Regions from separate parts of the Mus musculus genome. Here region 1 is linked to region 2. Evidence: chromatin loops called from intact Hi-C (ENCODE). Cell type or tissue: gastrocnemius. All regions are shown on one strand. Links, peaks and the distances in the headings refer to the core of each region. The heading gives the core; the rest is flanking DNA. Region 1 overlaps Greb1 (gene regulated by estrogen in breast cancer protein). Region 2 overlaps Lpin1 (lipin 1).

Region 1 (16,453 bases), core at 4,451-12,450, 180 kb after region 2:
AGATCTAATATGTTCTTCTTGCCTCTTCAGATACTAGGTACATATGTGGTGTACAAATACGCAGGCAAAGCACTCACACACATAAAATGAATTTTAAAAAAGAAAAAGAGAATTTTATCTTACAACCCTAAGCAAACACTGAAGTTTTAATATCTACAAGCGATAGCAAGAGAGAAAATATACAACACTCCGTATCTGCAGGCGTCTCTGACATCACAGCAGTAAGGACACCCTGGTAGATAAGACTGGAGAAGCAGCATTAGGGAGGTTACGAAATGTCACGGCCCTTTTTGTTTTCCCCACTGGACCACAACCAAGCAGTGGGCACTTTCCACACACCACGGTCATATTCTGCCTTATAGACAGGTCATGGCCAGGACATCTCACCTGACAGCCAAGGAAGGGCTGAGCTGGCCTGAGATGGGAAGCAGCCTTGTCAGAACCCTTCACTTCACTGTGAGAACCAAAGACCCAGACACAAGAGCCTAGTGTAAAATCCAACACTCGCACTTAGAAGCTGCTCAATAGAGTGGCCCACACGGCTCAGCAGCCTGATAACCTGAGTTTGATCCGTACAACCCACATGGTGGACATAGAGTTGTCCCATAAATTGTCCTCTGACTTCTACATGAATACCATGATACATGTGTGTGTACATGTGCACACACACACACACAGTAAATAAATGCAACTTGCAATTTCTAAACAGTGTGTCATGGATGGAAGTTAATGCCAGCAAAAGGCTTCCTCAAGCTGGGTTCCTTCCCTGCCTGACCTCTGAGCACACAGCATTGTTAGTCTCCTGCAGTCACACATGCAAAGTTGCAAAGAGTCCCCCAAGTCCCTCAGTGCCCCGACACTGCACACATGCCAAAGCTGAGAGCGGTTCCTCCCAGTCAGAAACTCCAACAGGCAGACTGGGAGCCACATTAGAACACAGTTCTTCTCATCAATTCCAAGAAGCTAAAACAAAGCAAAGAACTTTCCTCAAAGGCTCAGCTCAAAAGTGAGGGCTTAGACAAGGATCAGTCATGAAAGAGTGTGAAAGAGTTAGTATGTAGAAGTGTCGGACATAGTATGGGTAGCATGGTTAATTACTCATGTCTAGCTAAATCAGAACATTCACTCATTTAAAGGATTAGAATTTTAGGTCATATGTGGTAAATGACAACCAGTACAGAAGTCCATATGTGACATAAGGGAGAAAAAAAAGTGCGGGGCATCACAAAGGCTACTGGGAAATTCTTTACCCTCAAAGCTCAAAGCAAAAGAGACAGCCAAAGGACAGAACAAAACTGCAGAGAAAGTAAAATCCCCCACACTTAGGATTCTCACTGGAACATTGTACTCACGAAACAAAAACAGAACATTGTAAAACAAGAGCATGCAGAAAACAAACCTGAACTCCTCTAAGCCGCCTAAATATTGGAAATTTAAGCTTCAGTGGGAGAACCTAAGAGCAAAGCTGAAGTTAAAGAATAGAAGGATAGAAAAGATAAAAACATCTGAATTATTTAATTATATACTCAGACCATTATAATATTAAGCTACCTTTCTTTAGTAGTTGTCAATGTCCTGTCATATTAGTTTCAAGATAAGAAGAAGAAGGAGAAGAACTAAACCTGGTCACAATAACTCTAAAACACCCATAAAGTCACTGAGAATATTCATATATTTATTTAATCAACTTCCTCCCCACTTCAAGAAAGATGGCAAAGATCTTGGCTGAGAAAGGTCCTGGCAGGCACCAATACTAAAGGAAAGTGTTTTCATGGTTTCTTTTCTTTCCCTTTTTCTTTCTTTCTTTTTTTTTTTTTTCCTTTTGAGGGGGGATGGTTCGACACAGGGTTTCTCTGTGTAGCCCTGGCCATCCTGGAACTCACCCTGTAGACCAAGCTTATCTCTAACTCACAGAGATCCTCCTGCCTCTACCTCCCAAGTATTGGGCTTAAAGGCATGAGCCACCACTGCCTGGCCTCATGTTTTGTTTTAATATCTTTATCCTGTTGACATGCTAGAAGATACTCTTTAAGGTTAGAGGAGAAAGAAAGAAAATTTAAGATTACTCCATGAGCTTCCTGGAAGTTCCAGGAAGAGGAACATGGGCAAGAATAATATACACAAGAAATTACAGAGAACTTACCAGAACTGAAGGACAGGAGAGTCTAGATCAAAGGACCCTATGAGGACCCAGTACAATAAAAGAAGAAGAAAAAAAGATACGAACTGCGGTGTATGGCCACAAGATATTAGTTTGCCAACGAGGAAAAGAGAAGAAAAAATCAAATTCTAGATTTGAAATGACCACAATGGCTCTGATTTCCCAAGAGGGACACCAGACATTTGAAATAATAACATAATGTCTTGGAATTCCAAGAGAAACCTTTCTTCCCAGAACTTCATACCCAATCAAGATCATGATCCAAAGAAATGAGAGAATACGTTTGTGCAAAGTCAAGGTCTTGAGAAGCTACTAGGAAATGAAGGCCACTAGCAAAGGGTTAGGGTTAGGGTTAGGGTTAGGGTTAGGGTTAGGGTTAGGGTTAGGGTTAGGGTTAGGGTTAGGGTTAGGGTTAGGGTTAGGGTTAGGGTTAGTGAACCCAACACATGAGACAGTAAAGGGGCTCACAGGTGCCAGTGACAACATGTGTGAAGTCACGGTAGCAGGGGACACGGGAGCTCCAGGAAGGATGTCCCAAAGTGACTGGATTGTGTGGTGTTTTACACCACACTGCAAGGTTTTTTGAGCTCTATGAAAATATGGGGATGGAGTTTTGGTAGATTCATTAGAATTTGAAGTCTAGCAAAGAACCAGTCAGTACCTGCAGGGGAAAGAGATGGACAAAATGAGAGTGTTAGTTTTCACAGACCATGAGTCCACAAGGCAGACTGACTCGCCTGGTTTCAAAGATGAGGGAAGGGAGGAAGTGCGTGCCTGTCTTGTACATGAGTGAGCCTAGGCATGCATGCTTATCATTGAATGTTGAGTGTGTTCAGATGCACACACACATGTTGATACATATCTATTTGATAGGGTGGTTGGATATGTGTGTGTGTGTTCAGGGCATGTGTAAAGAAAGATATATAATTGCTATAGAATGCTTAAGAAAGCTAAACTCTCATATTTTACAGAAAGAATGAAAAGATGGTCTAGAAACAAATGAAACACTGCAGCACAAGGCATTATTCTAAATAATAATAATTCGGAGCTGAGACTGAAGGAAGGATCATCCAGAGACTGCACCACCCGGGGATCCATCCCATAAACAACCACCAAACCCAGACACTATTGCATATGCCAACAAGATTTTGTTGACAGGACCCTGGTATAGCTGTCTCCTGTGAGACTATGCCAGTGTCTGGCAAATACAGAAGTGGATGCTCACAGTCATCTATAGGATAGAACACAGGGCCCCTAATGAAAGGAGCTAGAGAAAGTACCCAAGGAGCTGAAGGGGTCTGCAACCCTATAGGTGGAACAACAATATGAACTAACCAGTACCCCCAGAGCTTGTATCTCTACCTTCATATGTAGCAGAGAATGGCCTAGTCAGCCATCAATGGGAGAAGAGGTCCTTGATCTTGCAAAGATTATATGTCCCACCATAGGGGAATGCCAGGGCCAGGAAGCAGGAGTGGGTGGGTTGGGGAACAGGGGGAAGAGGGAGGGTATAGGGGATTTTTGGAGAGAAAACTAGGAAAGGGGATAACATTTGAAATGTAAATGAATAAAATATCTAATAAAAATATTATAAAAAGACAGAAAAAGAAAATAAAAAGGTAAATCTCTCCTGAAGAAAGGAAATGGTTGCCCTTGGGCCAGCAAGTTGGTTCAGCAATTAAGTCTTTGTTGCCAAGCCCAATGATCTTAGTTTGGTCCCTGGAATCCAACATGGTGGAAGGAGAGAACGTACTCCCACAATCTATTCTTGGACCTACACATACACAAATACACACACACACACACACACACACACACACACACACACACACACACACACACACTGCACACATGTCCTCTGGGAAACGTATCTCTGACTAGCTGAAACAGCAAACAGAAGCATCTCAGGCACACTTGTGTTCCCAGCTAAACCTATGCATAACCATCCTTGCCAGTACCTTTTCTAGTAGTGACATGGCATTGCCCAGTTTCATGGTAGGCTATGACAACTTCTAGCAACGCAAACCTCAACCTGTGGGCTGTATGCAGCCATAGATAGCTATGAATGTGACCTAGCACAAAGCTGTACACTTACTTTACACATTATGAGAGACTTTTGTCATCTTTTCTGTAACTCAATTCTTTGGCTCTTCAGAACAAACTGTGAGGATGAGAACATCATGTCAAATGACAATGACAAAAGGTAGGATACACCTGATAGGATGCTGGCCTAAAGAACCTAACATGCACACACTTCAAAGCTTGGTGTCCTCTGGGTGGGTTACATCTTTGTCACACTGAGAGTCCAGAAAATCCTGCAAGTATTCAGAGAATGAGGCTCTACCTGTCCTGCTGGGACCTCCAGACAGAGCCCACATAGTCCCCATTGCAGAGTCTGTCCATCACAGCGACAAACCCCAAAAGAACACACAGAAACACAAGCCTTCAGTTTCGCCAGTTTATCTACTCACTTCCATCACTTTTCAGTACATTTTTATCTACTCACTTCCATCACTTTTCAGTACATTTTTTTTTAATTTTTAGATATGCAATACATACTTGTGTGTACCTGAGTAGGGGCTAGCAGTCCTGTTGAGTGTCTTCCTCTGTCAGTCTCCACTTGCTCAACATGAAGCTCAGCAGCTCCACTTGTTTAACAGGCTGTCTGGCTACATGAATCCTCTAGGCTCTGCCTCCCCGGTGCTTGGATTGCAGACAATGCTGTAAGACCCAGCTTTTTCAGTGGGTCCCTGGGATCCAAACCCAGGCCCTTACACTTGCACAGCCAGCACTTTATCAGCTCAGCCATCTCCCCCGGACCATAATTTATGTTTTATAGTATTAATAATAGTTAATGGCACTCTAGTCCATGTGTTAAATTTATAAATCAATAGATATGTCATAGATATACATATGAATGTATACCTACATTTGTTCTTGTTAGGTCCCATGATGCTAGGCTGCTGAAGACCTTAGACACTAACTATTCAGAAAAGGCAGGAGTGAGGGGAGGTAACAGAGAGATCTGGAGGATGGTAACGTTCAGATGCAATCACATCAGATGAGCACAGCTGGGTTGTAACTTAGGTCCTTAGGATGTCCCTAGGACAATCTAAGAAGTCTTCTGGCTGGCTTTTCTCCCCCTAGGAGCACCTGAAGGCCTTACTGCTCTTTACTCTGAACACAGTTGAGGCCTTTGCCTGAGCAACAGGGAACAAGGTATGTGCTCCTTCTTCCAGAGCACACATGGTGCTGCTCAGCCACCATTTCTGTATGGCCCTCCTTCAGCTAAGTCTTCATCCAAAAGTCACCACCCCGACCCCCCATTGAGCAGCCTGCATCTCCACACGGGCCTGGATCTAGTCTCCAAAAGTCACAGAGACTATCTATGGCTACCAGCTCCCCTGAAGAACAGCGGCAGACTACAGCAAAGAAGTTTACTCAAACTCTTCCTGTCCACTGACTTCTGTCCCCATCTCCCTCAGCGCCTGGAATCGTTTCCTATGGAGAAAGGTTCTCTCTCCACCACCCAGGCCACCCCAGGTTCCTAGAGATGGCACAGCTTGCCTCAAGAGTCTCAAAGCCCAAGTTCAGATAGCTGGTGTCCTCAAGATACAGGTGCTTGTGGCCTGGCCTGGCCTGGCCTGGCCTGACCCACCCCGCCCTGCCCTGCTCCTGTGAGAAGCAAAGATCATTCTCCTCCCAGTTTGACACAACAGTCCAATGATTCCACGATCTAAGTCTGGTGCACGGTGGAAACATCTCATTCCCACCTTAAGCTATCCTGCCCCAAAACAACCCTCAGTTAGGTAGGCCACACAGGTAGTCGTGGTGAGCATTGATGGTGTGTTACTTTGGTAACGGGTGGGCAGAGGTCACCTCCCAGAGAAAAGGAAAGGGGAGCAGAAAACTCTCTCTCAGGTTAACCAGGTCTCCTGACACAGCTCCAGCCTTCAGAAAGAGCCTTGTGGAGCCACAAAGGCATAGGGAAGCCTGGTGAGAAACATAAAGAAACAGAGTGCGGAGAACATACAGACTTCACCCTGTGTAAGATCACAGAGGGGCTCAGCTGGCTCAGGAAATGATGAGAAGGCAGCAGTAGTCTTAGCAATGCAGAAAACGCTGAGAAGCATCAAGACTGGCGTGTGTGACATCAGCAAAGCAAGCCTTCCTAGCCCTCCAAGTTCTCACCCAGGCCTGAAATACTCCCTGCATGGGGCCTCATGGGGCCCAGTCCCATATATCCCCACCACTGTCCAATCTCCCCTTTACCTTGAGAAGAAAGGCCAGGCTCCAAGGCCAGGACCTATGCCTGGCTCCCCACCGGCCTCCCTTCCGCATGCCCTGCCTATTTTGAATGCCGACCAAATCATTCCCTAGGCCTCCCTGAGTTCTAACTGTTTCTGGAGACACTTCCCTCAGAATCTCTCTCTGCCCGCCTTCCAGAACCATACATGACAAGAGATAGCTATAGGGCCATAGACTACCCAAAGCCTCCGTATAGACCCCAGACTCTAGCCACCACTAACTCGGACTCTATCTTCCATCTTTGGAACAAATTCCAAGTAGAAGGATCCTCCAGACAACAAAAAAAAAGTAGGGGTTTGAGTCCCAGGAGCCCAAAGTTTGTGAATATGTGCATGTATATGTTTGTGTATGCATACATGCCTGCCTGCTAATGTCCACTCCACAGTGTACAGATGGAGGCCAGAAGACAACCTGCAGGGGTGAGTTATCTCCTTCCACTATGTGGGCCTGGTGGATCAAACTCAGGTTGTCAGCCTCAGCAGCAAGAGCCTCCACACTCTGAGCCATCTTGCTGGCTTGAGAGCAGAGTTTTGAAGAATAGAACGGAACAAAGCAATTCCCTCTGAGGATGACAGGCTCAACCCTCCCAGTCATTCCCAGCAGGCTTGGTGGCTTCAATGCTACAGCAGTAGCAAGTCCTGAGTATATGATATGGCAATAAAGGCACTAAACTGCAGAATTGCATCCCATAAACTCTTTGGCGGCAGGAAACGGGGTGGGGGGAGGGGCGGCAGCATTCGAATGTATATTTCCTGGTCTGTCTTGGAGAACTCATGAACTCCACAGGTGCTATGGAGGAACGGAGGTATGTGCCGGAGGGGCTGGGAAGGTGGCTGGTGACCAAGCTACAAGCCCTCCTCCCCTGAGCCTGCCCAGCCTGCAAAGAATCCACAGATCTACTGCCACCCTTTGCAGACATCTGTTCACAGAAGGTCAGGGCGATTCTTTGGAGACCTTCAAGTGCTCTCGAAAAGAAGGACAAAAAGGGCAGCTTTTCATTCTGGCCGCAGCGAGCAGTGAACGGAATCACAAAGCTGAGAAGATGTCACTGGAAAGCCTGCTCTCCAGGGCCAGCAAAGCAGGCTCCAAAAGTGTCTTAAGTCTCCTTAGCCTGCCCTTTGTAGTAGCGCTGACTGTGGCTTTTGTATCCATTCTGCCTAAAACAAATCATTTACCTCCTTCTTAGATACCACGGCAAAGAGTCCCAAAGACATAATTAAGTGTGCTTCCCTCTGGTTATGGACCCCACCATCAGCAGCACCTTACAAGAGGCTAATAATCTCAACTAATCTGCTTATCCCAGCCAACACTGCCATAAATAAGTAAGAGCCAACACAGACCTCTTCAACCCCAAAGTCAAATCCACCATACCTTCCAGAGAGCTGGTCACTTCAGGCAGCCCCTAAACCAACAAGCTAGGAGCAGGTTGCAAATCCCCATTAAGGGCAGGAAGCACGAAGTGGCTCACCCGCCTCCCTCAGCCGGCACCTTTGATCTGCCTGGGAGAACAGGACACAGGACAGGACAGAGCGGGCTGCTCTCTTCCACCCTGATACATGGCAGGGAGCCCGGGGGTGGGGGTTGGGGGGTGTCGACCTGACACCATTAGCTAAGGAGCCCTGACACTGACTGGTATCAGAGCTGGCATCTGCAGCCACGAAGTGCGGCAAACACTCCCCACAGAAAAGAAAGGGGAAATTGGCAGTTCAGAGCTCCATCTGCCCCACTCCTACTGGGTCAATGTTTTCAGAACTGAAGCGCTTATGGGTCACAGCGCTCTCCAGGCAGGTACATAGCAATCCATTGGTCGAATCACAGGCAGTTCAACTGGTCTTTTTTTTTTTTTTTTTTTAAAAAAAAAAAAAAAAAAAACCAACATAGAAGTTTCTGTCCTTGGGAGTATGAAACCAAGTATGCTAGTGTGGAGAACAAAGGGTGGTGGTCAGAGCTCGGCTATGCAGGGCGGTGTCCCTGTCAGCACTGGCACGAACCAGAAGCAACCAGTGTCCCTCAGAGTCACCGCCTCCTAAACACAGGGTGCATCCTGGCACCTGGAACTCCTTTGAGAATCACAAGGGGCATCACTTTTATTTATTTAGTTAGTTTTGTGGCAGGTGCGTCTATAATGCGAGCACACATGAGAGGGCATTCGTGTGGAGGTCTGGGGACAAACCACACCTGGCTTCTTCATGGGTTCCGGGGATCTGAACTCAGATTGCCAGTCTTACACTATACATGCTTTCACCCACTGAGCATCTCCCTGGCCCTGAGGACATTTGTCAGCTCTTTCATTTGCATCATTTTGGTTTTACTGAATGCAAATCTTTGAGCAAACCCCAGCTGGTATTTAGAGCCCTCTCTGCATTTCTTCTATGAATACAGGGCTCTAAACTGAACCCTAACTGCAAAAGGAAGGAAGGGAAGGGAGAGACAACTCTCCCTGTGGTGGACAACTTTAGCCTTTAGCCTTTGTCTGCCTACAATGATGACTTACTTGGATACATGGTGGGGATTTCAATGCCATTTTCCTTCCTATGTGACAAAATCTAAAAGTTGAATTATTCTCAATATTGCTCAAGTCAACAAAGGCAGTTCCTAGATGTTTCAAAATACCATTCCCCCAAAGTACCAGGTACACACCTGCATACCCCCACTACCCCCAGCTATACCTAAGCAATGATCATAGAAATTGTCAACTGTGGAGCAGCGCCCCCTGGTGGTCCTGCTCGGCAAGATTGGAGAGCTCTGAGGCAGCTTTGTGGGGTCTCTGTCCTCATCATTATCCTTCAAAGGAGTTGGGAAAAAGACCACCACACATAATGCATCTGCAACCTTCTGCCAGAGCACTGTTGGTGCTGCTAAGAAACTTGGAGCTAAGGAAATGTCCAAGCAGGAGGAATATCTCAGGTAACCTACAGCACCCACATACAACGAAAACTGCATGAAGGCACTGCAAATAACCTCTTAACTGTAACATCGAGCAAGAGATTTATTTATGGGCTGAGGCTATGTCTCAGGAGTGGAAGGCCTGCCTAGAAGCCTTAAGTTCAGTCCCCATACAAGGATACAAAGAAAGAAGGAAGAAAGGAAGGAAGGAGGGAGGGAGGAAAGAAGGAAGGAAAGAGAGAGGGACAGAGAAAGGGTGAGAGAGGGAGAAAAGGAGAGACAGAGGGAAGAAAATAAAGACTTAACACTGCTACTGTGAAACTAGATTGATGGCTTAGTGGCTAGGAGCACTTGCTACTCCTGCAGAGGACGCAGGTTCGATTCTCAGTACCAACATAGTAGCGTTCAGCTGCCTGTAACTCCAGTTCCAGGGAAGCCTATGTTCTCCTCTGGCCTCTGTGATCATCACAGGGAAACGGTGCACTGGCATACATATAACATAACAATTCTATAGCTATATACTGCATCCTTTACATTATTATATATGTGTTTAGACATACATTATACTATATTCTCATTACTGTAATGTTTCAATTGTAACACAGAGATAGATGATTAAGCAGCAGTTTGTATACCATGCGCTCCAGGTCCTGAACTGGTTTGTACCCTTAGTCACTAGGTGTTCCACCCTGAGCAACTTAAGCACAATGCACCTCAGTTTCCCAAACCTGAAAACAGAAAGAAAAGAGAGGCGCTGTGTGGATTCAGTAAGTTACTAGGCACAGAGTGCTCGCTCAGCAGGGGTAAAGCCAAGACCACCACCAATAAGCTCTCAGCCTGCGGATATGCAAATATCATAAAGAGACAGACAGAAAACCCACTGCAGCCACCTCTACATAAAGGAGTTCAAGTGTTTGTAGGTGTTTCTCATTTTTGCTCTAATCAATTAACATTTTTAAAGATTTATTTATTTATATGAGTACACTGTAGCTGTCTTCAGACACACACCAGAAGAGGGCATCGAAACCCCTTACAGATGGTTGTGAGCCACCATGTGGTTACAGGGAATTGAACTCAGGATCTCTGGAAGAGCGCTCTTAACCTCTGAACCATCTCTCCAGCCCCCCAGTTAACTTTTGAAGTAGGTTTACATTAGCCTACAAATGTAAAGACTTTAGCAAAGCAGGGCTTGCTTTTCCCTCCCTATCAAGATAGACTTGTGACCAGCATATCGAGAGGGGAGGCATGGGAGGTGACAGCAAGGCAGAGAGAGCCCCCCCTCACCCTGCCACCACTGTTCAGCAATGTGAGGGTGTGGCGAGAATTGTACTCCTGATTTAAATCTCAGCCCCTCCCTTCTTCATCTCAAATGCTGTGCTGTCCTGGAAAAGCCCCTTCCACGTACACAGAACACTGAGGTCATGGGCACAGCCATCACGCCAACTGCTACCACATCAGCTTTTATTTTTCACTCCCAACCACAAAGACTAGCAGTAATGACCTTCAAGAGGCACCACAGTCTCTGCTTATTCAACAGAATGCTCCAGAAACCAATGATAACCACCATCAACAAGTAAACATGCCTTGAGCTTGGCTAAACATGTCCCTGAGCAATTTTCAGACCACTTTAGGACACGAAGCGCCACAGGAACACTCAGGGAGATGCGGCCACCCAGCACCTGTCAGATGCTTTCTGGAGATGGAAGCTGCACTCCCCTGCCTTGCTGGGTGCTCACCTCTGCTCTGCTATAAAGCCCTTACTCTCTATTCAGAATATGAACTCCTACTCATTCTTCAATACCCAGCTCAAGTACCACTTCCAAGGTATGGTGGATCTGCTTCCAGTACAGAACAGAATCCCCTCCCCTGCCTTCTTCCTTCACAGCCCTACTATTCCTGGTATAGGCTCATGATCTGCTCTCTCAGAACACTCATTCTGTGTGCTTGGCTGTCTCCCCTAACATGGGAGAATCCGCAAGAGAACATAGGTGTGTCTATCCCATGCCAAACAAAGTGCCTGGGAATAAAAGAGATCTGTGCAAGTGCTTGGCTCCTAAGCTCCAGCCTCACACGACAGAGTATTTAGAAGAGCATATTTGCAGTGGGTGCCTTCCACTGGGAAAGAAGAAGGAGAAGGGGACGGGGAAAGGAGAAGCAATGAGCTCAAAGCAACAATGAAAACAACAACCACAAAGCAGGAACACTTCAAATGCCCATATTTAGGAAAAATATTATAAGCCTAACAAAATTATTGTGCATAGTCAGAAAGTTAAGAAAACAAACTAACTAGTGTCCACAGAGCTGGTGTAAACTAGGGGATACTTATGGAAAGTCAAGGCCCTGGTTTCTCCATCTAGCAAGAGTATGCTCAGACCCTTCCCTTGAATTAGTGAATTCCAGAATCCTGGGGCTCAAAGTGGCAAAGAAATCATTCAATCCATTTGAATCAATAAGCAAATTATTTACCTTTCATTTATATAGAACTCAATCAACTGTCATCCTGTGGGCTAGGTGCCAGGATCAAAGAGCAGAGAGAGCTGTCCTTCCTTCTAGAAACGTAGCCAACTGAAAGACATTAACAAACAGAAACAGAGACTTAAACATCTGGTCTGACAATGAATCTCCACCTTCGCACCCACCATAAGTGACCCTTCCTGAAATCATTCAAAAGCTATCTAGTTTTAGGACCCATGGGGTAGCTCAGGGAATAAGGCTGATTGCTGCCAGGCCTGATGCTCTGAATTCAATCCCCAGTGACCCGCCTGGTAGGAGAGAACCAATTCCTACAAGTTGTCTGCTGACTTTCATATGGCTGCTCTGGCCTGTGTGCACACCCCTCCAACACACACAGAGACACAGACACAGACACAGACACAGACACACACACACACACACACACACACACACACACACACACACACGCGCGCGCTAATAAATTACAATAAAACAAATTCTTTTTGAGACACAGTCTCACTCGGTAGCCCGGACTGGAACTCATGATGTAGATCTTACAAAGGCATGGGCCACTTCCTTTTCTCCTTCTTTCCCAGTGAAAGGCATGCATTGCAAATAAGCTCTTCCAAAAACTCTTTGTCCTGTGAGGCTGGAGCTCAGGGGCCAAGCATTTGCATAGATCTATTTTATTCCCAGGCACTTTGATTGGCATGGGATGGACACATGTACATTCTCCTGCAGATTCATCCATGTTAGGGGAGACAGCCAAGCACACAGACTAAATGCTTTGAGAGCAGAACATGTAGTCACTATGTCGATCTCACAAAGGCATGAATATGTGCCTGTTCAAAATAAATAGATGAGTGGGTGGGTGGATGGGTGGATGGGTGGGTGGATAGATGATAGATAGATGAGATAGATAGATAGATAGATAGATAGATAGATAGATAGATAGATAGATAGATAGATAGATAGATAGAGAGATAGAGAGATAGAGAGATAGACAGACTGATAGATTCAAGATGACCCAATCTGTTTGTTTGTTTGTTTGTTTGTTTGTTTGTTTTTAAGCTTTTAAATGGGCAATACGAAGCAAGTGAATCTACACAGCACCTAGCTGGGCTGAGCTACCTAGAAACACACAAACCATACATGCACTGACACACTTCAAGACCCACCAACTACTCCAGCGAGTATATAGATATAAAATCTGCCCTGCACATGGGGTATTAGAACTTTCCACAGATTTCTACAGCTCCTTTCTTCCTCTAAACCACAGAAACACAGGCTACTTCCAGTGGCTACCTGCACCTGTATGACTTCATCAAATTTACCTATGCCCTTCAAGGTAGCAGTTTGTATTCACTGTGGGGTTTGTGGGTTGTTTTGTTTTGTTTGTTTGTTTGTTTGTTTGTTTGTTTTGTTAACCATTTTCACATGTGTAAGACACACTACCCTTTTTATCAGTATTTTATCAGTATTTTATCAGTATTTTATCAGTATTTTATCTCTTTTCAAAATGTGCCGCTAATGACTTGTATCCTTAAGCGTAGGTTGTTATCACAGTCTCCCGTGACGCAATGATTTTTAAGAACACCTACGTCATAGCCTAAACAACTATATCTGTATCCCCCCCCCCCACTTGGAGTAAGAAATCATATCTGTATTCTTGCAATGAGATACAGGTAGAATGCTTGTCTGGCATGCACAGAGTTTAGGTTCAAGCCCCAGCACGGCAGAAGTCAAGTATAGTTATACGCCCATGATCCCAGCACCCAAGAGGCAGGAGGGTGAGGAGTTCAAAGTCATCTTTGATGCTATGTAGCAAGTTCAAGGCCAGTCTGACAGATATGAGGTACTAGAAAAAAACAAAAACAAAAAAACAAAAAACAACAACAAAAAAAACAAACTTAAAAGTTTCTGATTTTATGCATCTATGTGAAGAACAAATGGAAGGCCAGGATGACAAAATGCTGGTGTTGGCTATAACAACAAAAGCAACAATAACAAAAACAAACAAACAATCAAACAAGGACTCCACATAAACTCCACCCACACATTCCTACCCTAACTCGGAGCTTTCCCCACCTGCCTGGCTCTCTGCAATGACTCTCTTCTGGAAGCAGGACCCATACTTGAGGTTTGGTTCTACAAAAGAAAGCCCTTCTCACTTGGTCTCTTTCCTCCGTCAAATACAAAATAAAAGTTCAGACCTCACAGTGAAATGTCTATCCCTGGCATAGGTTACAGGAAAATAGTCTCCAGGGAAGCTTTGGGACATCTGTGCCTGGGTTCCAGGCCCATCCTTCTCACCCACTGTTACCTTGTGACCCGTGGCAGATCCCATGCCTCTGCCCTCCGACCTCCTTGGAAGTACATGAAGATAATGATGCTTTATGGGAGCTCTGTGGGGATTAAGTAGAATGACGCACTTAGCAGTGGTTGCTGGCAGTATTTGTCCTTTTCTTAAAGGTTAATTTCTTTTAGGTGTACGAGTAGTTTGCCTGCATGTATGTGTGTGTACCACGTGTGTGTACCTGGTGCCCATTCTGGCCAGGAGAGAGGATTGAATCCCCTGGCACTGGAGCTACAGATGGCTGTGAGCCATCACGTGGGTGATGGGAATCAAACTTGCATGTTCTGCAAGAGAAGCCATTGCTTTGAACCACTGAGCCATCTCTCCAGTCCCTGGCATTATTTAAAATGAAGATTATAAATCCCTCTGTCAGTCATAAACATACTTCCTCATCTGTCTTGTGCTGTTTGCCTACGTTCAACCCCCACCTCCTGTCTTTTGAACCTAGAACTTAAAAACTGGGTCTTTGGGAGGCGAAGAAACCTTTGAACTGTGGGGACTCACTCTGGGTCCATATCAGCCAGTCTCTCTCAAGGTCTTTTCCTTCCACTAGTGTCGTTGCTCACTCACTCTCCCTCAGGCAAACATTTAGGGGTATCTGATATATAATGGGGATGAGTGGCCACTCCCCAGAGCCTTCATTTTCTCAGCAAAATGAGGTCTAAAATACGCCTAGAAGACCGTTGAGCTGAAGAGTTTTAAAAGATAGTGACATCCTACCAAATCTTTGATGAACCGTGTCATGTCCTAGACGCCCTGCAAAGGCAATCCACACAGAAACACATAAGCCACACCCCTGTCCCACCAGCTCTCCAGCATCAGTAACATGACAGCCTTGGTACCCACTAATGCCGGTAAGGATGGACCCAGCTCACTGCTTGGAAGATGCACATCTCCCTCCTCCTACAGAGCCAGACAGGCTCGGGCATGTATCCCTAGCTGTGAAACAATGAGTCTGATTACGAACTTACACTGAAGAGGCTCTGGCTGCCTAGGTGACTCTGCACTGCCAGCTGCCACAATTAGAAACATTCCAGGCAGTTCTAGGTCAGGATGACCCAGCTGCTACAGTTTTGTTGTTGTGTTGTTTTGAGGTTTTTTTCCCCCCACTGATACAGTTTGCGGTGGATCTTCCAACAACAGCTTAAGGAGAGATAAGAATTCAGTGGCTTTTGCTCAAAGCAACAATGTTATGAACTCTGCCCTTGAGACACAGGCAGGTCCCAGTCAAGGAAACCATGAACACTTTTATGTCTCTGGCTACAACTGACCATGAGTATAATTTTCAGAGACCTCCCAGTCCCCACTGAGCGCACCACAATTTCTCAGTAACAGAATTCCTTGCAAGAGATCCTACCCATCCCCCAACATAGAGCACACATAAATAACATGAGGGTCTCTGAGGAGATTCTCCAGTAAGGGAGCGAGGAAAACAAAAACAAGAAAGCAATGAATGATCCTGAATATCAGATCCCTGCCAAAACTTTGCAGGGGAAAAAAATTAACGTTTTCCACATTATTCTTGCTAGCATTAACTCATTACTATGGTTGGCTTCTACACGTCTAAGGTGAGCTATTCAAATAGTGAGATCCGTGAACGGTAGCAGGGAAGAGCATGCGCTCAGGTGAGAAGCTGCAGCCCTCACATCTTTAGCACATTCTATAATTGTCAGTTGTTTGTCTGAGACGCATCTTAGTAGCTCAGGCTAGCCTCAGACTCACCATATGGCAAAAGCTGACCTCAAACTCCTGATCCTCCCCCTCCAAGTACCACCATGCTCTCTTGTTCATTAATATATAGGGGAAAAGCTGGAAGGAAGTACACTAAAATGTGAACAAGGTATGTTAGCGAAGCAAAATTATAGGCACTTTTAGTTCTTCTTCCTAATTTGTATCCTCTGTCGTTACTTGGTTTTGCTTATGCAAATGACCACAAGCAATTTTTAAAACATGTTTTCTGTGTCTGAGTGTTTTGCATATATATATATATATATATATATATATATATATTCCATCATCCCAAGTAATCAAGAACCTGAACTTTATCCTAATATTTTTAAGACAGGATCTTCCTATGTAGCCTTGGCTGTCCTAGAACTCATTCTGTAGACCAGGCTGGCCTTGAACCCACAGAGCTCCACCTGCCTCTGCCTCCCCAGTGCGGGGCTAAAAGCCATGCGCCACAGCGCCCAGCCTGGATTTTATGTCTTATTTGTCCCTTGTTTTCCTTCTTGTGTGTTACATGGTTTTCAATGTAACTTATTTCATTCTCAGCTTAGACTTCATTT
Region 2 (16,453 bases), core at 3,365-11,364:
GATTGCCTGTCATCCAGTCAGGCCAAACCAGCAAGTTCCAGATTCAGTGGGAGACCCCATCTCAAAAATAAGGTAGGAGACTGGGTATGGTGCCAACCACCTTTAATCCCAGCAACTAGAGAGGCAGAGGTAGGCAGATCTCAGGGAGTTTGAAGCCAACATGGTCTACATAGTTCCAGGACAGCTAGGACTACACAGAGAGACCCTGCCTCAAAAAAAAAACAAAAAAAAACAAAAAAAGATAGAGTGCTCAAAGATGACAGATAATGTGTACCTCTGGCCTCCTCATACATACATACATACATACATACATACATACATACATACATATGACACATGCACAGACACACCATATATACACACCACACATATTTACTTACATAAAACACACACACACATACACGTGCACACACCGACAGACACCGACACACACACACACACACACACACACACACACACACTCCCCAAGACTCGCAATAATCTCAACCCAGCAGCTGCATGGGAACATAAAATTTTCCAAATGATAAAGGGCAACAGTTAAGTTTAACAAAGACTTTGTTAAGGCCTGACGGAAGGCCTGACACGGTGCCACTGTCAACAAGAACTCACTTATTGCCAACCTTGACCACGAGGTTGGGGTCATCGATGATAGCAGGGTTGTCGGCAAATTGCTGATATGACACGGCTTGTTCCAAAAATGCATCTGTGGTAGCAACGGTAGGACAGGAGGGGGGAATCACAAAATGTGTTTCTTAAAGAAACAGGCCAATTTTCAGCAGACTCATCCCCATGTTGTTTCCCTGGGAGGTTACAAACAGCACTACAGACAGTCCTACAAATCCTACAAAATACAACAGGAAAGAGGGAGCCCGGCTTGATGTTTTAATTGGGGGGAGGGGGTATTAAGATATCAACAAACATGGGAGTGGAGCCGGCATGTAGAAGCGGAGAATGTTTACCAGGGATGCCAGCTTGAGTCACTTTCGCTGTGGTAACCTGAGACAAGTGACTGAACTCCCAGGCCTCAGAGACCGTGCCCTTAGCATGTGCATCATGGTCCTTTAAGTGAGGGAGGATGGCACTCGGCATCCTGCCCAAAGTGAGGCCTTGGGCAGTGTTGGCAGCTGCACGGCCAATGACTGTCACCTATGCCAAGTGCGGGAGCTCGAGCCCTGTAGGGCCTGCTGCTGACCACGCTCATTCTCGCTCATCCTTGGAGGTGCCAGCCTCCCCAAGCTCAGGGCAGGCCCTCCAGGTGGGAATGCTATGGGAGCAGAAGGCCCAGAGAGCCTCTGAGGGTCTGGCTGAAGACACTGACTTCCTTCACCTTCCCTGCCCAGTGGGGCCATGCCTTGGGCCTATCATGGGGTGCCCAGACCTTTCTTTCCAGTATGGCAGACGGTGTGCGTAAATCACTAAGGCCCTACTAGTAGTGCAGCCTCTGGAACCCAGGAGGGGAACATTTCCAGAATTCCCCAAACTGACTCAACCGCCCTCTCCCTCCTCTAGGACCTGAGATTTCACACACACTCCCAACATTACAGAGCTACTGATGTGACCCCTACGCTGTCCCCCAACAGGATTGCCTTGAACACTCTTCAGGGCTGGCCCTGGACACAGGGGACACCCACTTGTGCTCACGATCATCTCTGAGAATAAACAGCCCCAACAGCCTTCTTGCTGCCTAAAGGCCCTTGCACCCTGACAAAATTCTAACTGTAACCAGACTCGTGTGGGGCCAGAGACCGGTGAACCTTCCTCTTTCTCTCCAGCTCACCCAGGAGCTGGAGAACTGATCCTAGAGTTCTCAGCTCCCGGATCTTCTGACCAGTGGCCACAAGAGGGTGCTGTCCCATACAGCCTAGTACCTTTGGTGATCTCTCTGTGGTCACTGAGGCCACCGCAGAGGGAGATGGCGATGGATGGCAGGTCCCTCAGGCTGTCGGAGGTGCTCTCCACACCACTGTCGATGCCCGAGCCTCCCACAGACTGTGGTGACTGGTTGGCTGACCTGGCTCCGTTGTCACTGGCTTGTTTGGGGAGCCCACCAGGATCCCCACTGAAAGGAGAGAGAAGCTGTCCTGAGCATCCCGCCTTCCTCACTCTGACTATTATACCAAATGACCCTCCAGACAGCTGCACCAAAAAGGAGCAATTGCTACCTACCACCTCAGGGCAGCTTTGCCATCAACACATCGGAATAGACGTCAAAGTAAAGGCTGGCTCAGGAGGGCCTGTCACATTCTCCTGTGATACTCCAAACCTCAGTGAAAGTGTGTGTGTGAGAGGCCACTGTTACCCACCAGAGCACTGGCTCTCCTTATATCCAAAGGGACCCTCTCTCTGTCTCTCTCTGTCTCTCTCTGTCTCTCTCTGTCTCTCTCTCTCTCACTCACTCACTTAGATGGTGGGCCACTGCTCACTGCAACCCAGACTCAGGCTCCTTCATGGAATAGCCTTGAACTCACATTCCTGTAGAGAGGGTACAGGGCAGCCACATGTCCCTACACACACACACACACACACACACACACAGAGAGAGAGAGAGAGAGAGAGAGAGAGAGAGAGAGAGAGAGAGAGTGTCTTAAACTGGCCCTTCTCAGACTACAAAAAATGGTATCATCCATTATGACAGATAGTGATATGATAGCTCAACCCTGCAATGCAAGCCCTCAAGAAGTTGAGGCAGCAGGACCACCACGATTCAAGGATACCCTAGACTTGAATCCAGTCTAAAAATAAAGTAGTCTGAGCAATGAAAAGAACTTTTACTTCTTGGGGAAATACAGGGCTGCCACTTCAGGGTCCATGTCCGTGAGGTCGTCCAGATAAACACCATCAGCTCCAAGGTGTCGGCTCCGTTTATCTGAAAGAGTACATGGAATGGATCAGAAATGTGTTAGCCCAGAAACCAACTCAGGAGCTCCATCTCCAAGAACAGCGTCCGAGCCCAAAGTGCAGTACCATGGCTGCCTCCCCGTCCCCTCCCTTTCCCCGTGCCCCTCCCCGCATGAGCCACACACCGAGATGCCAACAAGTGCACTGCAGAACTCCCTTCTGCACGTCCCAGAGGGAGTGACATCACAGCACTCATCCACAGAGGGCCTGACGGGTTTTAGTCCCTCAACAGTAAAGCTGTCGCTATGATTACCTTAATTGATAGCTGCAGACAACAAAACCTTGCCTGAACACTTCCCTGCTGACACTCTAAGACACAGCATCCCTATGGCTGCATGATGGGTCCTGGGGCACTGTGTTCACAGACTTCCTCTCCACTTCATGCTGGGAACTGTGTGGCTGGCCCATACCAACCCACAGTGCTGCACAGTGCTACCTGGCTAACTGGGGTGAGGCTGTGTCATCACTACTTGGCACCGGTGTAAGCTGGTCAGACATCACTGTCCCTGTCACGGTTGGGAACCACGGATCTCTAACACTGCTAAGCATGTCTGGCCTCACACTAGGACAAGGGGCACTCAATCTCCTCACGAGTCGAGAAAGCACAGGTTGAAGATTAAACACAACAGATGCCGTGGGCCTGGGTCTTCTGTGATATATTTGAAACTTTGCATGAGGCTGGAGTGTCTCTGGTGTGCAGCCTGGAAGTACGTGGGGAGCCCCATGCTCGGCTTCATACCTTTCTTCCTGGAAGGGGAATCTGTCTTGCTCGACGACTGTGCGGTGTTGGGATATGGGGCCTTGAGCTCTTCGGCCACGGGTGAAGGTGGGGCTGCCGCCCCCAAGGACTCGAGATCCTCCTCGTTCACAAACTGCATTTCCGTCTGGGCCTTACTCTGGTGGATGAGCAGTCCCCGGGCCATTGTTGGCGACTGGTCACTAAAAGTATCTGAAGACTCGCTGTGAATGGCCTGAAAATTCATTTTATCAGGAGTCTTCCGGCTCCCTAAGGGGCTGGACTCTTTCATCTTGTGTGGAGAAGAGGACTAAGGAAGGAGAGACAAAAGAGGGAAGGGGGCTTTGAGGAATGCTGAAAGCCCAGGCAAAGAGAAAAGCTAGGAAGTTAAACAACAGGAGGTCAGTTAACAGTCCGTGGCACCCGCCTAGAGAACCCAAGAGCAGGATCTCCGAAGCTTGCAGAGAGAACATCGTGGCCCTGGTAGCTTCTCTTTCTCGTGGCAAATGCTGCCCCAAACACATGGGTCCCAGGTTTTCACCTGCATTGCCAAGGCTGAGCAGCCAGAGAGCACACAAGTGTCTTTGGGAGGGGTGGCATGGCACGGTGGGAGCTGTGGACACTTGGGTCCAAAACTGAATCGAAGACAAGGAGGAGGGACACTGTTGCTGGCTATGACAACTCTGATCCATCTACCTCGTGTGCACCTTCACGGGGCCATCCCTGCTGCAGAGCAGGAGCCCCCGCCCACACGGGAAGTGGGTCTCACGGTAGGACATCCTTCAGAAATGAGAATAAATGCATCCCATCTATGCAGGACAGTGTGGGGAAGGGATCCTGCAAGAGCAATCTCTGTTACCACAGAGCAGGAGGGTGGGCACTCAGCATGGACAGCAGCTAGAACGGGTAAGGCTCTCCCTGCTGCTGGCCACGCGCAGTCTCTCTGGGACCTGGGATCAGGATGCATCGATATGCACCCACTGTGCAAATACAGAGCTGCTTACTTAAAACCTGCATCTCTCTAGACACACCTATCAGATTTCACTAAACTTTCTCCCCAAAAATGGGACTGGAGAAGACATGGTGGTGATCAGTTTGCACCAGAGGGAATTTACCATGCAGACATCTGCAGTTACAAAAAAAGGAAGACAAACGAAAACTGATGCGCACAGGCAGGCCCTCCCTAGCTGATATCCCTGGGCCCCTCACAGACAGAACCAGGCCACGGTAGGTAGATCTGCAGTTAGAGCTGCTTGGCCAGAAGCAGCCAGGTCTGCACTGTCACACTAGCTCTCCAGCAACTGCTGAGGGGGATGTGTTAGGATGGCTGGCTGGACCAGTCCTGAGGCTCACAGACAGAGATTAGAACTCTCCACAGAAGCGCAATACAGCCTGGAAGGGGAAAGAAGCCACCCATAACCAGCCACAAGAGACCCACTCTCTGCATTCACTCATGCACTCATTACATGCACTGAACGGAACTTCAAGGGACCATAATATCCTCTAAGAACCTTGTGATATAGATTTAATGTATATGTAAACGTGTGTGTGTGTGTGTGTGTGTGTGTGTGTGTGTGTGTGTGTGTGTGTGTGTGTGTATACATACGTATTAGATATATCATAGACAGGGTCTTGCTATGTAGAACTTGCAAGACCAGGCCTATCTCTGACTCCCCCTCAAGTGTAGGGATTACAAGAATGCACCACCATATCCAGCCTTTATGATTTATTCTTAAAGGTGGAAATGAAATCATTTAAGATGTCTGTAATGCGCTGAAATATGAGGCACAGTGTCTTGAAACAAAATCCTGTCATCCTGTGTTCTTGGAAGTGTGCCTGATTTATTTATATATATATATAAATGTATATGTAAATATATATGTATGTATATGTGTGTGTATATATATATGTGTGTGTGTATGTATGTATATGTATATGTATATGTATATGTGTATGTATATGTATATGTATATGTATATGTATATGTATATATATATATATTACCAACTGTATATGTGAACTTTACAGGGTGAGAAGATGAGAAACCGAGGCACACCCAAGAAGGAAGAAAGGGAATACTGAGCTGGAGAGATGGTTCGTAAGTTGGGTTCCCAGTACCCACATCTGGTAGCCCAAGCTACCTAATCATAGCACACTACCTGGGACTCCAGCTCCAGGGAATCAATGCTCCTGGTCCCCTTGGGCGCTTGCATTTATATGCAAATGCACACCATGTACATCATTACAAAATATTTTTTAGAGAAGACTTGAGGAAGTGACTTCACACACCATCTCTTTCAGCTTATCTGTCTATTCATATATTTTACTGATAAGGATATGCAGGCTTCCCCATGTCCAAGATCACCTTGCTGTCAAGTGCAGTGGGGAACTCACACCCAAGGCAATGCGCCTCCCAGACCCTCCTGGCCTCTACCACACGGAGGTTTTCTCCATCTCCTCCGGGGTGTACAAAGGTTTAGGATCAAGACCTCACCAACTAGATGTTAGAACTATTCCCCACTGATGAGCTGCAAGCTTCGCACACTGCGGTCCACTGGCTTCTTCTCGTCCTTACACCGCACACACCCCCATCTCAGCCCCAGTGGCTTCTCTCTACAGGAGAGCCTAGCCTTCCTAGATAACAGCATTTCTTCCAAGGGGCTCAGATTGCACCGCTCCATTCCTACGACATGATACCTCTCTAACCACCATGGGCCTTGGGGAAGTAAGGCTGCAAAGAAGCTAGGGTCTGTACACAAGCTGCGTTATCTTCTTTACTGACTTTGCATTTTTATATTTAATATATATTTTATATTATATTTGCGATATACAGTGTAGGTTCTTTTGTTCAAAATACACAGCCACACCCTGCCCAGAGGCACACTTGCTGAGTCAGCACCCCGGGAGTCCATCCCTTTACAAAGCTGGGATGGTAATTCCACACAGATGGAGCTAACTTACACACCCTCGATGCACCGTAACACTGAGATTCAAAGGCTTACCTTTGCAGCCTGTGGCAATTCACCCCACAGCCAGAGCATTTCCAGGTTATTCTTTGGCGTCAACCTGTCTGCAGACTTACTGACCAGCTCAGAGTCACTTTTTGGTGTTGAGGGCCGGGAGCCTGAAGGACTTAAGGAAACACAAAACCATGATTTGAATGGGGGGAAAATCAGAAAACAACAACAACAGCAGCAAAACAACAAAGTAAAAAATAAAAAACCTTTGGTTTTGTCTCAGAGTCAAAGGTTCTAGTAACCCAGAAGATACGTCCCTGGGGCCGTTCCCTCTGACAAGCCTTCCTTTGGCCACTAGAGGTCACTGTTTACCACCTCTAACAAGGTAACAAGGTGGCCAGCCTTGTAGCCAAACTGAAGGACAGTAAAAGGAGCTATAACTTGAGAGGTGAGGGGGATAGAATCAGAAATGGAAATTCTCAATAAACTAAAGAAAGGAGGAGGAGAGAAGGAGGAGGACGGAGAAGAGGAGGAGGACAGGGGAGGACAGAGATGAAGAGGCGAAACAATCAGAGGGGCAAAGAGAGCAAAAGTGGGGAAGGGTTCTTGGGTACAAACTGCTGTCCTTTGTCACACACAGGCTTCTCACCCGTGCTCTCACTTTCCTAGCAAGCACCAGCTCTCCAGCAGGTGCAAAGGGGTCCTGACCAGCTGACACTGTATCCCAGGTTTAGACACTGGCTTTGAGAACAAGGAAAACACCCTGTGTGCCAACTTCACTACACTGGATCACCAGGCAGCTGTCTCCAGGAACCTATCAAACAAAGGCTTTCTGTGTCACCTCACTGTGCTGCTCCTAAGTGACAGTGACGCGCCTCCATTCCACGGCACACATTTTTACTTCTAACATTTGAACCAAGTCTCATGTCTGTTCGGCCAAATTAACGGGCCAAAAGTATCAATGCAGACCCACGATTCTCACAGACACCAAGCTACAAGGCCGGAAGAAATGTCATAGTTCTCTTTCTTTTTATTCTCCCACACCACTTCCCTCAAGAGGAACATAGCAGCCCTTTCACACAAAGCAGGAAATGGCTTCTCTACAGCCCCTATCCGTTCCCCTGGCTGTGCCAAATCTCACTTATCTGAGTCCCATTGCCAACTCAAGATGGCACTTCCTGTTGGTTAAAGAAGAGCCCCGTAGTGCACACAACTCCGTGGCCAAGTGAACTTGTATCTATTTGAGAGATTTTCTACATAGCTAGCCTGGCCTTGTATGGTGCTTCCATAAAGCCAGACCTCAGGCTCTTTGACCCTCGTTTTACAGTGAGGCACAAAGGGCTTCCCCCTTCCCTTGGCACCCGCTGACCACTGATCTTCCCAATGAAAGCACACTACCATAGGGCAACCCTCATGGTCTAGCCTGACTGGGGAGGAGGCTCCTGGTAAATCATATTGTGAGAGCTTCTACGATAGAACCCTACACCATACAGACAAGACACACACACAAAAAGAGCTTCTACAATAGAACCCTACACCATACACACCACACGGGAACTGGAGAGGTAGCTGGGAAGGTGGAACACTAAGGAGAGTTAACAGTTCTTACAGAGGACTGGAATTCCCGGTACCCATACAGGCTGCTCACAGCTGCCTCTAACTCCCACTCTAGGGAACCCAGTGTCCACTTGTAGACGTCACTTACACAAGCACACAGCCACCTACATGAATGCGCACATATGTGCTTTGAAGAGGGGGAGTCAGTACTTATAATTAAATGTAAAATCAATTTTTAAATTTTAAGTCAAATAAAATTGTAACAGTTATGATCCCCAGACAGAAATTAATCAGTGCTTACTTTGATTATAAAGTTTCAAAAGTAGATGAGGAAATGTCCACAAAATTAACAATACCGAGGGGATGTGGGGGAGGCCCTGATAAAAACACAAGCCCATGCCCCAAGACTGGTCCTAAGCCGTTCTTCTAAATTCTGCTCTAGAAATGCCGTGGAGATTGTGGGAACCCATTATACAGAAAGCCTAATAGGCTGTTTAAATATTTATAGTAAGTGGCTATTCTAAAGTGGTGCTCTAAAATTAGCTCAGAGACTTGTCTGTCAATTGCCCCACCACAGAAAACATGGTCTCTCAGTCTCCAGCTCCTTGTCCGGATTTTCAAGGCCACTCACAGAGTCAAGCAGCACCTAGGACAGACCATCTGAGGAATTCTAAGCAAGCCTAATCAGGGCTCATTGCTTAAGAATGCATGCTCACCAGGCGTGGTGGTGCACGCCTTTGATCCCAGCCCTCTCCGGAGGCAGAGGCAGGCGGATTTCTGAGTTCGAGGCCAGCCTGGTCTACAAAGTGAGTTCCAGGACAGCCAGGGCTATACAGAGAAACCCTGTCTCGGGAAAAACAAACAAACAAACAAAAAAACCTCATGCTCCTCTTCCAGAGGTTCTAGGTTAAATTCCCAGTGCACCCACAAGGTAGCTCTCCATCCTTCCCAACTTCAGTTCTGGGGGGACCCACCGCCCTCTTCTGGCCTCCTCAGGCACTGCATGCATGTGGTACACAGACATACATGATGCAGGCACACATTCAAGCATATCAAAGTAAATACATCTTTAAAATAAACATGTCTAATCGCCTACTTACAACTTAAAACGAAAGGAAGTATTTTTTCATAAGTAAGTTGGTTAGTGAGCACAACTGATTTTAAGTGTTAGATCAAAATTTGTTTTATATCCTGCGAGTTAATTTTCATTGCAAGTGATTGGAGTTAGAATTAGATCACAGCTTCTGTAAAAACAGGTCTACCTTTCCGAAGCATGGAAGTGGCAAGACTGCAGAGGACAAGAGCTAGAGAGAACTCCCTCGGCCAGGTGAGGGGGAGTCCTCTGGCAATCTACCAGGCTGCTGGAGGCACCGGACGGACACACAGCAAAAAGAAAGGGGGGGAAAATGTCACAGTCAGTTAAACGAAATGTTCTACCACTGCTTGTGGCTCTCAGCACAACGACTCTAAGAAATGGAAACGTTTGGCTGTCACCCAGCACCAGCAAAAGGCCAGCTACCTTGAAATCCGTAGGAAATCAACGTGACCTTTCTCTTGCGCTCGTCTCCTGCTACCCAGGCTGCCTCAAACCAGCTTTGTAGCTGAGGACGACCTTGAACTGCCCGGTTTTCCACCCTGACAGGGAATGAATCCAGGGCATCATGCGTGCTAAGCAAGCACCCACTAACCTGAGCTACCTCCCTACACCATCAGCATGAACTTCCTGGGATGCAAAGATAGGAAGCTGCCAAGACCCATTTCCCATTTGATCCTTGTGCCTTCAGCCAAGGCAAGACCACACATGTCTGGTTGAACCTCAGCATAGAATCAAACTCCATGATCTACAGACTCAGACATGGGCGCTCTCTCTCTCTCTCTCTCTCTCTCTCTCGTTTCCTATAAAACACATTATTCCAAGTGTGGACGACGTAAGAATCTATGTATCCTTATGTTCAATCCATGTGACAACAGTCACATAATCTGATGCCATCAGTATCCTGGACTCACAAGGAGAACAAGAGAGACAGTGAGTCCCTCCCTGGGCTGTCCTAAACATTCCTTTTACATTCTTCAGATTAATGAAGAATAGGTTTCATCAATCAATTAACAGCGTCTAAAGACGGTGCTCTGTTTTCTTCCTAAGTCAGTATGTCTTCTCTTCTTTGGGATCATCTCCCTGAACCAGGACAAGAACACATGAGGTTCCAGGCATCTTAGAGAGGTGTAGATAGTTGTCTGCTGGGTCCAAAGAATGGATCACTGACCTAAAAGGTTTATTATGAAAACAATATTTAAAATATCTCATTAATGTTTTTAAATGGATTACTCTGTGAAATGTGGGTCGAATAAAATCTTTTAAGTTAATTTGATTTTTTTGCAAAGGTTTTTTTGTACTTGTGTTTGTGTGCATGTGTGCATGCATGTTGCTTTTGTCAGGGCATTTTATTACAACAATAGGAAAAGAAATTAAAACAACATGTCTAATATAAAACTACATACATATACATATTTATATATATACATACATTCACACATGCATATATATATACTTACATATACTTATATGCTTATAAATATATACTTATATACATATATGTACTTATATACACATATATACATAAACATAAGCATTATATATATATATATATACACACATACACACACACACACACATATACACACACACACACACATATACATATATATGGCTAAGTATTTGGTACCTAATGGAAGGTCTGATCTCTAAGCAAGTAGACCCTATCCTCTGGTAGATGAGCATTTCCAGTCAGTCCCAGCTAGGATCAAGCATGATAGCTCAGCCCTAGCTTATGACTTGCGGCTGCCTTATTCTCAAGATGACCCTGAGCAAACTGGAACCAAGACAGGTGTCTGACAAGGATGGCAGCGCATGCCACAGTCCCAGGGTACACTCACTTCCATTCTAAACTACAAGTAAACATACAGCATCCGGTAGGCTAGCCCAAGGACACCATAGCCACCATGTTGCTTAGCTGGCTTGACTATATCCACATCCCCAAACAGCTTGGCAAGTTAACAACCTATCCTCCACCCACCATGACACTTAAAACTATGGTCCTTTAGAGGCCACAAACCATTATCATGCCCAGGATCTGTCTGCCACCCAAGAAGCAACCAGTTTTCTCCCTAGCAGGGGTGAGCCTGTCCCACAAGAAAACAGGGTCTTTGCCCTCCCTAGGTTCTTGGCAGAACTTCGGGAAGGTCACTTGTGCCCAGAGGAGCTGCAGTTCCGTTCTCAGGTTCACATGGAGCTCCGGGACAAGGGGAAAGGCATTCCAGGGAAGCAGGAGCGCCTGAATCCAGCAGTGTGGATTAAACGGAGGGCAGCATCCCTTTGCCAGTCCTCGGTGATGTCAGAGCCCCACAGCAGCAATGTCCCTGCATCTAAACGTCACTTCAAGGCTAAGGACCAAAGCCAGGTTGGCCATGCTGTCCTCTCCTGCTGCCAATGGGCACTAGGTAACTCAGCAGGTATTTTCCCTCCTGCTGGGCCTCTGACCCACAGAACCTCGCAAGATGCCTGCAGATGGAATCTCAATTCAGCGCAGGTCTGAGATTCATTTGCCTTCTACCTTCACTCCTAATTTACACCCCTCATCACACACATTCAAGATTTTCTGATCCTAATTATTTTCAGTTTTAATTTCTATTTCACTATTTCTTTTAGACATATTTTCTATAGCTGACTTCAAAACCCTCTGACACACATAGCAACTTACCTGGGGCTGGGGGACCATTCTCTGTCCGAACTGGGATACGATGCTGACTGGGGGTACGTTGAAATCGAGGGGAAGTTTTCCTTAGGAATATCATCTTGGAATGGTGGTACATCATTAGGAAGAGTTCTAGAGGGAAAAGCCAAATTTTTTTTTTTTTAATTACCAAGGGCAGATTCAAAACACAGCCAATTTCTTCTTGCTTACATCTAAGGACCTCACTAATTAGCATGTCCTCCATCACATACACAGGCGCATGCTATGGTGTGGAGATGAAAATGGAAAAGGTAAAAGTCGGCACATATAAGTGTGCATTTGTGCATCTGTCTTGGGTTGACTGTAAACCTAAAATGACCTTCCCAGGGCATGAGCATAATGACTGTACCAATCAAGTACCACTGCAGCATCCTTACGCATATGTGTGTACCACTGCAGCATCCTCACGCATGTGTGAACCACTGCAGCACCCTTGAGCATGTGTGTACCACTGCAGCATCCTTACGCATATGTGTGTACCACTGCAGCATCCTCACGCATGTGTGAACCACTGCAGCACCCTCGAGCATGTGTGTACCACTGCAGCATCCTCAAATATGTGTGTGTACCACTGCAGCATCCTCACGCATGTGTGTGTACCACTGCAGCATCCTCATGCATGTGTGTACCACTGCAGCATCCTCACGCATGTGTGTGTACCTCTGCAGCATCCTCAAGCATGTGTGTGTACCACTGCAGCACCCTCGAGCATGTGCATGTACCTCTGGTAGCATCAAGTGTGATGTGTGTGTGTGTGTGTGTGTGTGTGTGTGTGTGTGTGTGTGTGTGTGTGTGTAGCCCTGGTAGCATTCTCGTGTGGCTGTGTCACCACAGTATCCTCAAGAGTGTATGTGTGCCACTGTACATCCTCAAGTGTGTGGCGGGCGGGGGAGGGGTGCTGGGGATGGAACCCAAGACTCACAGATGGTAGGCAAGCACTTTACCACTGAGCTACGGCCTCTTATACTTTGAGATAGGGTCTCATTAAGTCACCCAAGCTGGTGATCCTCCTGCCTCAGTCTATCCAGTTCCAGGCTTCCTGATGTGTGCTACCACACCTGGTTTCTACTACAGCATCTTATTGTCACCTTTTACATTTCCCCTCACCAGAGCCTGAGAGGTAGCTCAACAGGAACTGTTTCCAGGTATTCTAGAACATTTCCGTTTACAGGGGGACTGCCACTCAAAAACAAAACAAAACAAAAAGCAAAAAAACAAAAAACCACACACATAAAGCCCACAGAGAACATGTCTCATGTCTGGCCGAAGAAATAAATGGCAGCCATCATTAAACATGACTGCAAAACTTCCTAGCTTCAGATAGGCCACAGACATTACAACACATGGTTCACAAGCCCACTCCTGCAGAGGCCTTCTGTTTACACTTCTGATGCTGCTGGAAGGGCCTGTAGCCAGCTGCTCAACGTGAGAGGCCATTATAACCAGTGCAAGCCCAACAGCCTCTGTACCCACAGAAGATCACAGGCTACAGTTAGGGAAGACAAGGAGGCCAGACAACTTCTAGTATAAACCAGAAGAAAATACAGATCTGGGGACTGGGGGCGCAGCTCCATCGGCTTTTAGCCTAGTATGCTCAGAGCTCTGAGTTCCACCCCAGTGCCACAAAAAAAATGAGTGTGGTGGCTTACATCTGTGACCCCAGCACTTGGGAGGAGTAAAGGCAGGAGGATCAGAAGTTCAAGGTCACCTTCAGTCACAGAAGGTCCCCATCTCAAAAGGAAAACATAATTCACTCTGACCAATGAAGCAGAGAAATAGTCTACTCTTGGTGTTCCTTATCCCTTCTATATGTTAACAAGACATAAAGATTATCAAAAGCACATGAAATCATAAACATCTGAAACAGGGTCAGGCTGGAGAGATGGCTCAGAGGTCCTGAGTTCAATTCCCAGCAACCACATGGTGGCTCACAACCATCTGTAATGGGATCTGATGCCCTCTTCTGGTGTGTCTGCAGACAGCAATAGTGTACTCATATACATAAAATAAACAATTTTTTTAAAAATTAGTTTTCAAAACTGGCTTTTTCCACTGAAATCCATACATACAAACTGAGCTTTGCTATAGTCTTAGAAGCAAAGAGATAGAAGCTCGTCAAACTGGGGGCATGATTCAAATTAAAGTGGAAAGGTTTGCTTAACATGAAGTGAGTGTGGGCTCAAGTCATCGTTAGCACTGTGTTGACCACACAGCCTCCCAACCTACAGGTCTGCCTCAAGGCCACAGGCAGACTTGGGGCTCGGCGAATAACAGCTGGGTTTGGGGCAGCCAGTGAGGGGTAAGGGCTGGGACTCGACGACACAGTGGTGGCTTAGCATACACAATGCCACAGACATGGCCACCAGCACCAGTCAATAAACAAGTTCCTAGGAGACGGTTTCTGTGAAATGCCCGTTTGCTGACTCTTGTTCCTATTTTATTTCAGAAAGCTGGAGTTCCCTGCCACAGAGGCCTGGCCTGACCAACTGCGTCTTAGGCTCAAACACTGGGGGGAGGCTTTGTTCTTCTCTGAGTTGGGCTCATGAACTGATTGCAAAAATTCAGTCTAAGATGCCTAACAGAGGAGCAGTTTAAAAAACAGTTTAAAAAAAAGGAACGGTTTAAAAAAAAAAAAACTTAGGGAAATCATGTTTACAAAGGAACTCATTTAGGACAGAGATGTAGTCCAGTTGGTAGAGTACTTGCCTACCATGCATAAAACCCCATGTTCAAACCCAGCCCATTTAACAGAGCAGGATGGTGTGCGCCTATAATCCCAGTATTTGAGAGCAAGAGGCATGATGACCAGAAGGTCAAGGTGATCCTCAGCTACAAGTTCAGTTCAATTTGCAAGAAGAAGAAGAAGAAATTAATTCATCCTCCTACAACACAAACCCCGTCCTCCCTCACTGTCCATGTGCTCCATCCATGGACCCCGTCCTCCTCTCTGTCCATGTACTCCATCCATGGACCCTGTCCTCCCTCTGTCCATGTACTCCATCCATGGACCCCGTCCTCCCTCTGTCCATGTGCTCCATCCATGGACCTCATCCTCCCTCTGTCCATGTGCTCCATCCATGGACCCCGTCCTCCCTCTGTCCATGTACTCCATCCATGGACCCCGTCCTCCCTCACTGTCCATGTGCTCCATCCATGGACCCCGTCCTCCCTCACTGTCCACGTGCTCCATCCATGGACCCCGTCCTCCCTCACTGTCCACGTGCTCCCACCCATCCCCCCTCACTGCTCACTCACCTGCTTCCATCCATCGGTGCTGTGTCCTCATCCGAGCTCATCTCTATGGGAAACATGTCCTCATCCTCAGATGTGTTGACATTGTCATCTCTTTTGAGATTGTCCAACTGGGCCTTCCTCCTCCTTTTCCTTCTCTTCTTCCCCAGAGAACCAGTGGATGGGGTGTCGCTGGGAGGCAGGCCCTGGGCAGCTGTAGTGGGATCCAGGCACCTGATTCTGTCTACAGAGTTCCTCTTCAGCTGGCTTTCCATTCTCGCAGCTCCTTCTGACAGGATGGGGGACGTGGCCAGGTACATGGGGATGATTTCCTAAACAGGAGGTGTTCAAGAGTTCCATTAATACAACTGAAGGGAAGGAGAGGGGTCATGACAAAGGACTTATTCAGGAGAGAGAGAGAGCCATGGGAACCGCAGCCCAGCATTTCATAGCCACAGGGGGGCATGGGACAGAGGGTCAGAGTCATCCACTCCTCAAACACAGTCTTGTATGGAAGACAGTATTCCTATCATCATAAGAGTCAGGCCATCACCGATGATTCCAAACCATCAAAACTCATCTACAATATCCAAGGCCGAGAACAATGAAGGCACAGGCTCTGACACTGTTGCTGGGACCTGGACACAGTTTTACACTGTATTGCGTCAGAGTAAACGTGAGTAGGTTTCCAGGGGCAAGTGTGTGGGTGTGTATGTGTGTGCACTTTCATATCCCAGCTCTGAAATGGATGAGACCAGTCTCATTTTACAAAAGAGAAAGAAACCCAGCTGATAACTCTGTCTGTGAGCCTGTCGTTCCAGGGCACATCCAGGGGCGTAGCCGGGAGACGGTATCCCTTGGAAAGACATGCAGAAGAGTGGAGGTGGCATGAGCCCTAGGGAGCAGTGGCGACAGTACAAGTCTCAGCTTCCAGCAGGCTCCCAGGCACTTACTGATGCTAAGCTGGGCAGCTCTGTGGCACAGGAGCCCCAACCGACTCATCTCCAAGAGCCTAAAATGGGTCTCAGCCAGGAGCAATAGGAGGTTATAGTAAACCAGCTAGTGAAAGCAGGGCTTCCCATTTAGACAGGCGTTGCCTGGAGGCTGTGGGGCCTACAGCAGACAGTGGGGCAGAAGCAGCCCTTGGCTTCCAGCCCAGAAGCCGTTCCCTCAAGTAGATAAAGGGGGAGTCACTAGCCTGGGGCCATTCAAATTGCAGACACTTGTTTTATGACTTGAGGCTCCATGGAACCTTCTTCCCAGGAAAGAATCAACTTACGTGG

Evidence for each region. Hi-C counts contacts between places; a loop is a spot of excess contacts. Peaks named below come from ENCODE experiments on the same cell type or tissue, not always from the same donor. Only the 100,000 strongest peaks of a DNase experiment are listed, where the experiment ranks them.
Region 1: a loop joins it to region 2, with 15 times the contacts of the local background. A loop is called at or near these places in 16 of 42 quality-filtered maps.

What each region holds. Positions count from the first base shown.
Region 1 is chr12:16,745,320-16,761,772 of GRCm38, forward strand. Greb1 (gene regulated by estrogen in breast cancer protein) reads right to left here. Exons shown (of 35, transcript NM_015764.4): 2 at 14,133-14,214; 3 at 11,822-11,920. Among named protein-coding and RNA genes, the nearest start is that of Greb1, 47 kb to the right of the region's middle. In gastrocnemius, for the core only: a CTCF peak has its summit at 9,193 (motif pointing left); DNase peaks (open chromatin) are centred at 8,027 and 9,183.
Region 2 is chr12:16,561,754-16,578,206 of GRCm38, forward strand. Lpin1 (lipin 1) reads right to left here. Exons shown (of 21, transcript NM_015763.4): 4 at 15,195-15,502; 5 at 11,907-12,032; 6 at 9,411-9,509; 7 at 6,637-6,766; 8 at 3,638-3,944; 9 at 2,773-2,866; 10 at 1,869-2,059; 11 at 610-703. Among named protein-coding and RNA genes, the nearest start is that of Lpin1, 20 kb to the right of the region's middle. In gastrocnemius, for the core only: a CTCF peak has its summit at 9,158 (motif pointing left); DNase peaks (open chromatin) are centred at 6,953 and 9,127; H3K27ac peaks cover 2,307 bases.